2 separate regions of the Mus musculus genome follow, and region 1 is linked to region 2. The links are chromatin contacts, found by POLR2A ChIA-PET in ENCODE. All regions are on one chromosome and are shown on one strand. Each heading gives the region's core, a stretch centred on a gene start or an enhancer-like site at or near the end of the contact. The rest is flanking DNA. Distances are from core to core; before and after follow the strand shown. Region 1 holds the start of Nr1h2 (nuclear receptor subfamily 1, group H, member 2). Region 2 holds the start of Josd2 (Josephin domain containing 2).

Region 1 (3,993 bases), core at 456-2,955, 86 kb after region 2:
ATGCCATGAGAGATAGCGACAAAGAGAAACAGCAGCCGGGGAACGGGCCATGGGAGGTCCCGAAGCGAGGGTGAGAGGACGGGGCTGCAACGCCAAGGGAAAGATCTGCAGGTCGGCGGGCTCCGGAGGACGAGTCGGCGGTGTCAGGGAGAAAAGGAAGGGAAAGCGGACCAAAAGACAGGGGCCACCATCTCCCCGCCCTTCCTTCACAAAGCCCCACACCCCTGTTCCTGTCTCCCCATCTCACCCACGATGTAGGCAGAGCTGGACCCTTCAGAGCCTGGAGGAGGATCAGTCTCCTGCCCCTCTTCCTTAATAGTGGGTGACGTGGCGGAGGTACTGGGCTGAGGAGAACCATTCCCTAGGAAAAGGAAGACAGGACAGTGAGCTTCTCCAACACTGTGGAAGGGGCTGGCTAGGGAAAGCCCGTCACTCACCAGGCACGGGAGTGTCCAGAGAACTTGTGGGGGAAGACATAGTGGGTCACGAAGCAGCCTGCTGAACATAGGGGAGCCAGCCAATTACAGGGCATAATAGGGGTGTCTCTTCTTCCAGTGCTCACGGACTCTTGAGACATGATCTCATACAGCTCAGGCTACCCGAACTATGTGGCTGAACAGCTTGAACCACCTCCAAAATCTTGGAACACACTACTCTAGGCTGTCCTGGGATCTTCCGCACTCCTGCCTCGGCCTCTCAAGTGCTGCCATTACAAGACTGTGCCACACCTCAGTGTTTTTAACTTCTATATTGAGCCCCCACTCCCAGCCCTAGTTCCTAATAAACATCACACACTTTAACATGCCCAACCCGGCCCACTGCTCCTTCCACCTCTCTACGAATCATGACCTCAGAGAGCCCAACAACTCTATTCCTCTTCTGTGAGCACCAACTGTGCTCTTATCATGGGAGATCCTAACTTTGCCCCGCCTCTCCCATCAGGGCGCAACCATTACCCTTCTACCATAGGCTCCTTCAAGGCTTTAACGCACCCCAATACAGACCCCAGACCCTACCCATCCCATCAAGTCCCTGGCCCCACCCCTTCCCACTCTGGAGCAGAAACCCAAATTCCGCCCCGTTCCTCCTAGGCTCCGCCCCTCTCATTCCCCCAAAGCCAATTATAGGTCTTCACTGTGCCACGCCCTCCATGCCTCTGCCCCTCCCAATCCCCCCCAACAGTGGTCTAGGCCCCGCCCCAAGAATCAAAAGCCTTTAATCACAGACTATCTACAGCAGGCCTTCTGCCCATCTGTGTCCCGCCCCCGCCCACCAACCATAGGCTTTCCCTACGCCCCGCCCCGTAGAGTCACGCCCACCTTGTTCCAGGCCCCGCCCCTCTCCGTGCACCAGGGGGAGGCGGGGCTCATGACTGCACCGGCGATCGGGAGGGGGGTCGCAGGGGGTCTCCGACTCTGTTGCCCTGGAAACGGCCGTGGGAGGCGAGAGCTGCGAGGAAAGTGAGGGAAGGATGCGCGCGCTAAGCGGGACCCACGGCGATCCGCGTACCGGGCTCAGTCCCACCTGCCCGGCCGCCCGGCGCACTTGCCTCTGTGTCCGCACCGGTGATTGTGCCTCCACAGCACTTTGGAAGTAACTTCAGAAGCCTGGGAGTAGCTCGAAGCAACAGCGCTTGCTGAGCGAAAAGCAAAAGTAACTTCGCCACTTCTTCCGGCAACCCCGCTGCGCGTCACTTCCGGAAGTAGGCGGACCGGGAAAGGTGACAGACTTCCGGTCTGCCAGGGCGCCACCGACTGTGAGGCCTCGGCCGGAAGTGGCACACCGGAAGTTTATTTCTTCTGGTAGTTCCCCTCTGGGACTCAGAAAAAAGTTCCGGAAAGTTCTTTCGTTTCTTTTCGCAGGTGGCTAACGAAGCAGGTTTTAACCTTTTTGAGTAGTTTAAAGTTCTCTACTTTTGTAGCGGTGCTGCATGGCTGCTTTTTAAAAAAATTTTTGTCTTGATTTTGAGACAGGATCTCTTATTTCAAGGGTGGCCTTAAACTTCTGAGCCTGTTGCCTTTACCTCCCCATTATTGCGGTAGCAGCTCCTCTTCCAGCCCTGTATGTTGGTTCTAAATATTTTAAATTTGGAGATGGCAAGATGGTTACAGGATGGTTTTAAGCCTAAAAAGCTTAAAGGCTTTTCATACCTTAAACTTCTCCAGCTCAGGGCTTGGGCTGCCCTTCCCTTTATAATCCAGCCGATTTGGTTACTGGGTCCTTTACTCTCCTGGCTCGCCTCTCTCTCCTTCTCCTTCTCCTCCTCCTCACATGTCCTGATTCTGGATCTTGTTCACTTTGGACTCTCTTGATGTCCCCGCCTCGGGAACTTTTTTTTTTTTTTTTAAGATTTATTTATTTATGTATATGTGAGTACACTGTAGCTGTCTTTAGACACACCAGAAGAGGGCATCAGATCTCATTACGGATGGTTGTGAGCCACAATGTGGTTGCTGGGATTTGAACTCAGGACCTTCAGAAAAGCAATTGGTGCTCTTAACTGCTGAGCCATCTCTCCAGCCCAGGAACTTTTTTATACAAGAATTTATTTTTGCATTCAGCTTCATAATAGGAAGAAGTAAATATAAAAAAGGCAAATTGGGTGCAGACCCATGCCTGCAATAAGCAAACAGACCCAGGCAAGGCAAGAGGATTGCTTTTAGTTGGAAGCCAAATTGAGCTAGGAAGTGAGACCTGGCCATCAGCTAAATGTGAATAAACAAGTAGCCTCAACCCCTCTCCCATAAAAGTAATAATACCAGCTTTTTCACAAAAGATTGAAATACTTGTGTGAATCTCAGATGGAAAACATTCAGAGATTGTTTCTCCGCACTCCCCACTTATGGACAGTTGGGAATCTTTATTAAGCACAAATTCTTGCTTTTACTTAACTTTTGTTGCTGTTGTTCTTGGTTTTGTTTTGTTTTGTTTTTTGTTGTTGTTGTTTTGGTTTTGTTTTGTTTAGGTTTGGTTTTTTCGAGACAGCGTTTCTCTGTATAGTCCTGGCTGTCCTGGAACTCACTTTGTAGACCAGGCTGGCCTCGGACTCAGAAATCCGCCTGCCTCTGCCTCCCAAGTGCTGGGATTAAAGGCGTGCGCCACCACCGCCCGGCCACTGTTGTTCTTGTTGATTTGTTTGTTTTGCAAGGCAGGGTTTCTTTGTGTAGCCATGGCTGTCCTAGAACTGCTTCTGTAGACCAGGCTGGCCTTCATCTCCTAAGAGAGTTGGCCAAGGCCTCTGCCTCCCATGTGCTAGGATTAGAAGTGCATACCACCACTACCTGGTTTAACCCCCACCCCCTTTTAAAAGCATGGTCTCGCCATTCTAGCTGTCCTAGAACTCTATGTACACCAGGTTGGCTTCCAGGTCAGAGATAGATCCTCCTGCCTCTGCCTCATGAGTACTGGGATTAAAAGTGCCATGCTATGATAATCTAACAAATTCTTACAAAGTTGAGGCTGGAGCCTACGTTACCTCAGTCATGCAACAAAATTGGTCCTGAGACCCAGCCACTAACCCATGCTTTTTTTCAGAAATAAGTGATAGGTCTCAAAACAAACAAACAAAAGCCAAAGCCTGGACGGATAGCTGAGGTGCATATTAATATGTGGACTCGGCGCCAGTCCCTCTCAGTATCACCAATACCTGTTAGTGTATAGTTACCCCTACCCTCAGCCTTTTCCCCAAGATTCTCATTCCCACATAATCCAGTTGTTTTGGCTACATGTCCCTTAGCTCTCTTGGTCCTCTTTGTGTCCTGGTTCCCCCATCCTCCCTCTCTCACCCCTGACCCCATGGCCCGGTTTATTCTGTTGGCCCAGTTCAGTCTGGACTCTTACAAATGCCTCCGGATGGTCTCTTCCCTATATCTACAATAAACCTCCTCTGCCATAACTGGGACCTGTCATGCGCTCACTGTTTTTCATTAAGCATGTATTTATACACTTATATATGTATGTGTGTTTATGTTTACATTTAATATACATTATATT
Region 2 (3,826 bases), core at 1,236-3,735:
AGTTCCTTACAAGGTGGGGGTGGTGGGCTATGGCCGCCTGGGTGAGTAAGACCTGGCCTGGGGTCTCTTTCTATGCCCTGTTCCTAATGTTCCAGAAACATTTGCTTCCATCTATCTTTCACCCCAGCCTGCCAGCCCAGCCTGCCTTCTGCCCACTCACTGGGCCTCCCTCTGTCTCTCTGTGTCTCTCCCTCTGAGAGAGTGTTTATCTCTGGGTATCTGCCTCTCTCTAGGTCTCTGTCCTTTCTCTGGGTCTCCAAGGTCTGTCTGTCTCTGTCTCTCCCCCCCCCCACCTTCCCCTCTTCTCTCTCCCATCTTCTGTCTGTCTTTCTTCTTGCTCTCATCTCTGTGTGTGTGTCTGGGTCTTTGTGTCTCTGTCTCTGTGTGTATGTGTCTCTGTGTATGTGGGGCATCTCTGTCTCTCCTTTCTAGGTTTCTATGTATTCTGTCTGTGTGTCTGTCTGCCTCTCCTCTCTGGGCTTCTGACTGTATTCTGTCTCTAGGTCCCTGACCCCCCCCCACCCCCAATCTCCCTGACTTAGGAGGGGAGGGTCTCTCTCCTTTCCTTGGATCCCTAGCCCTCCTGTCTCTGCAGGACAGTCCCTTGTGTCCCGCCTTCTGGCTCAGGGATCAGAACTGGGCCTAGAACTTGTTTTTGTGTGGAACCGTGACCCTGGACGGATGGCAGGGAGTGTGCCCCCTGCCCTGCAGCTCCAAGACCTCACTGCCCTTGAGGAAAGGTCAGCGCCCCACAGAAGGAGCCTCCCCAAAGCTGCTTCCTGCCTCCCTGTGTCAGACAACCCTTTGACCCTTTCTGAGTCTCAGTGCATATAAAGAGAAACTAGAATGCACCCACTATCCCACTCCCCTCCCTCAGCCAGGGTAAGCAGTGCTATCCCTCCAAACCCTGAGGACCTGGGAGACAGGAGACCTGACTCTTCTCCAAGGCCCTCCCCCTCCATGTCTCTCTTCCTAGGCACCCTGACCTTGTGGTAGAAGTGGCCCACCCCAAAATAATCCATGAATCTGGGGCACAAATCCTTCGCCATGCAAACCTCCTGGTGAGCCTCCTTGCCCCTCAGTGAGTCCCTCTCTGTGTTGGCTGCATCCCACCCTCCAGCAGTAATCTGGGTCTTGGCCTTGCCTCTCTCTACCATCCGTGTCCCAAGGTGGGATCCCCCTCAGCTCTGGCTGACCAGACCACAGAGCAGCAGCTCCTGGAGGCTTCAAAGCGCTGGGGCCACACTGTGTTTGTGGCCCGAGGGGCCCTATGGGGCAGTGAAGACATCAGCAGACTGGATGCAGCCGGAGGCCTCCAGGTGAGGACTGTCTGGGCTGCCAGACGGAACATGTAAGAGTCTCAATCTCCTGACCCTGCCATTGCTTCCAGAGCCTTCGAGTCACCATGGCCACACATCCTGATGGCTTCCGGCTGGAGGGACCCCTGGCTGCAGCCCACAGTAGTGGGCCCCGCACAGTGCTCTATGAGGGCCCTGTGCGTGGGCTCTGTCCCTTGGCCCCCCGAAACTCTAACACCATGGCAGCTGCTGCCCTGGCTGCCCCCAGTCTAGGCTTCGACCGTGTCATTGGGGTGCTTGTGGCTGACCTTAGGTAAGCACAGGGCGTAGGTGGCACAGCTGTGTACACTCCGGGTGGACTGACTGCACTTCTCTGCCGGCTGCAGCCTCACCGACATGCACGTGGTGGATGTGGAGCTGCTAGGACCCCCAGGGCCTTCAGGTCGCAGCTTTGCCGTGCACACCCACAGAGAGAACCCAGCCCAGCCTGGCGCTGTCACCGGCTCTGCTACTGTTACAGCCTTCTGGCACAGCCTACTGGGTGCGGCAGGCCCCTCCAAGGGTCCCTTGGCGTTTGTGCTCGGCAGAGCTCACATGTTGGGTGTCCCAACCCCAGTTTTCTGTCTTTTCTCATTCTTAGTTCTCACTCCCAGGCTCTATGAGCCTCTCTTTCCCCGCCCCGCTTTCTCTCAGCATCTGGGTCCCCCTCTAGGTCTCTACATCCACATGCCACATCTCTTTCTGAGTATCCTCCTTGACTTGTACCACATTACCTTTTCCAAAACCCACGTCCACCATGGCCACCTGCATGTGTCTGTGTTGTCATCCTAGTTTTTCATTCTCCCCACAGGCTGCTGTCAGCTCACCTCCAGACCTGGGATCCACCTCTGCTGAGTCTCCTCCCCTACTACCCTTACTGTCATATTGACAACTATGGGTCCCAGTAAACATCAGAGTTCAGCCCACTGTTCTCTTTGGCCTCTTTGGTTCCTTGTCCCCACCTCTATGTCGTCACGCTTCAGCTACACACTGAGTATGACGCCATAGCAGCAGCGTGCGAGCTCATACACAAACCAGCCCCCTGAAAGCTATCGCGAGATCACTCGTTACCACAACTCCCAGAAACCTCTAGGCAGCAGTGAGCCCTGGGAGAGAACGAGAACTGGCTGCTTTGTCCGATGGGAGTTGTAGTCCCACGCGGCAGAGCAGCCCCGGAGGACTTCCGGACTGCGCGTCCTATTTAGACGCCCTACGGAGGCCTTCGGGAATCGCAGTTCGGCGCGCGCAAGTCGCCGGGAGCTGTAGTCCCTTTCGCCTGCTCAGTCAGCGTGCTACCACCCGGTCGCTGCCTAGGGAATGCGAAAGCGGTCGGTCCCGGGGAGCAGAAAGGCCGGCGGGGTGAGGGCCAGGCGGGCGACAAGCAAAGGCGGGTGGGAGTGTGCCTGGTTGCCAGGTGACAGGAAAAGGTGGGGGCTCCTGTTGCTTAGTAACTGGTAGAGGGCCTCGTTGCCAGGTGAAGGGAGGCGAGAACCCTGGTTATTGAGGAGGGGAAGTCTTTCGTTGCTAGGCGACCAGAAGAGACCCTGTTACCCAGAGACGGGAAAGGAGGAGTCCTCCATTGCTAGGTGATCAGAAAACGGACCAGGATACCCAGAGGGTGGGGTTGTTCTGTTGCTTGGGAACTAAAAAGGTATTGTTTCCTAGGGACAGAAGGGGTGGTAGTCCATTGCTAGGTGATGATGATCAGGACCCTTTTGCTTGGAGACATGTAGTGGGGGTGGGTCTCTATTGCCAGGTGAGCAGATGAGAGCCTCTACTCCCCCCACTCCCAGGACTGGGCTCAAAAGGTGTCTCTGTGCTCTGGAGACAGCCTGGGAAATAGGGTCAGGGCCTCACGGCCTCCTAAGCTAGCCCCAGTGCCCATCTCAATGTCCATTGCCCAGGGACCCAGGAATCTAGAGAACCGAATGAGCAAGATCCTAGGTGCCTAACACCTCCTTGTCCCACCCCGCAGCAGGAGCTGAGGAGGGCATGTCTCAGGCTCCGGAAGCAAGGCCGAGTCCACCCTCAGTGTATCATGAGCGGCAGCGGCTAGAGCTGTGTGCTGTCCATGCTCTCAACAACGTCCTTCAAGAGCAGCTCTTTAGCCAGGAGGCTGCCGACGAAATCTGCAAGAGGTGACTGCCATTGTTCCCCGCCCTGGAAGAGCAGGGCTCAGAGAGGCACGGGAGCCTTCCTGGGACCCTAGCAGGGCCAAGGCTCCGATCCAGGAGCTGTTGCCTGCCCTCCCACCTGCTGCTTCTCACAGCCTCAGCCCCAGCTTTGGCCTCAACCTCTCTTATCTGAGCCTCTGTCACAACCTCCCAGCTGTCTGTTTTTCTTCTCCTGGTCGTCCTACACACAGCCCCACAGCTGCTTGCCCCCTCCTCTGCTTCTATCCCTCTTTGGTTCCCCAGAACTCCTAGGGACTAGCCCCGGGCCTTCAGGCTGAACTCAAGGCCTTGTGTGCTCGGGTCCTTGCCTACCTT

The links. ChIA-PET counts read pairs that join two places held with the same protein, here RNA polymerase II (POLR2A).
Region 1: POLR2A ChIA-PET joins it to region 2 with 13 read pairs in Patski. The contact joins the promoter of Nr1h2 here to the promoter of Josd2 in region 2. POLR2A ChIA-PET finds 5 or more read pairs at or near these places in 3 of 5 experiments (Patski and embryonic stem cell).

Annotation. Positions count from the first base shown.
Region 1 is chr7:44,552,260-44,556,252 of GRCm38, forward strand. Nr1h2 (nuclear receptor subfamily 1, group H, member 2) reads right to left here and starts at 1,706. Exons shown (of 10, transcript NM_001285517.1): 1 at 1,550-1,706; 2 at 1,320-1,449; 3 at 438-495; 4 at 248-361. The coding sequence starts at 477.
Region 2 is chr7:44,465,495-44,469,320 of GRCm38, forward strand. Josd2 (Josephin domain containing 2) reads left to right here and starts at 2,486. Exons shown (of 5, transcript NM_001205071.1): 1 at 2,486-2,696; 2 at 3,313-3,475. The coding sequence starts at 3,330. It overlaps Aspdh (aspartate dehydrogenase domain containing), which reads left to right. Exons shown (of 7, transcript NM_026690.1): 1 at 1-41; 2 at 596-740; 3 at 977-1,061; 4 at 1,170-1,319; 5 at 1,391-1,611; 6 at 1,685-1,839; 7 at 2,149-2,257. The coding sequence ends at 2,192.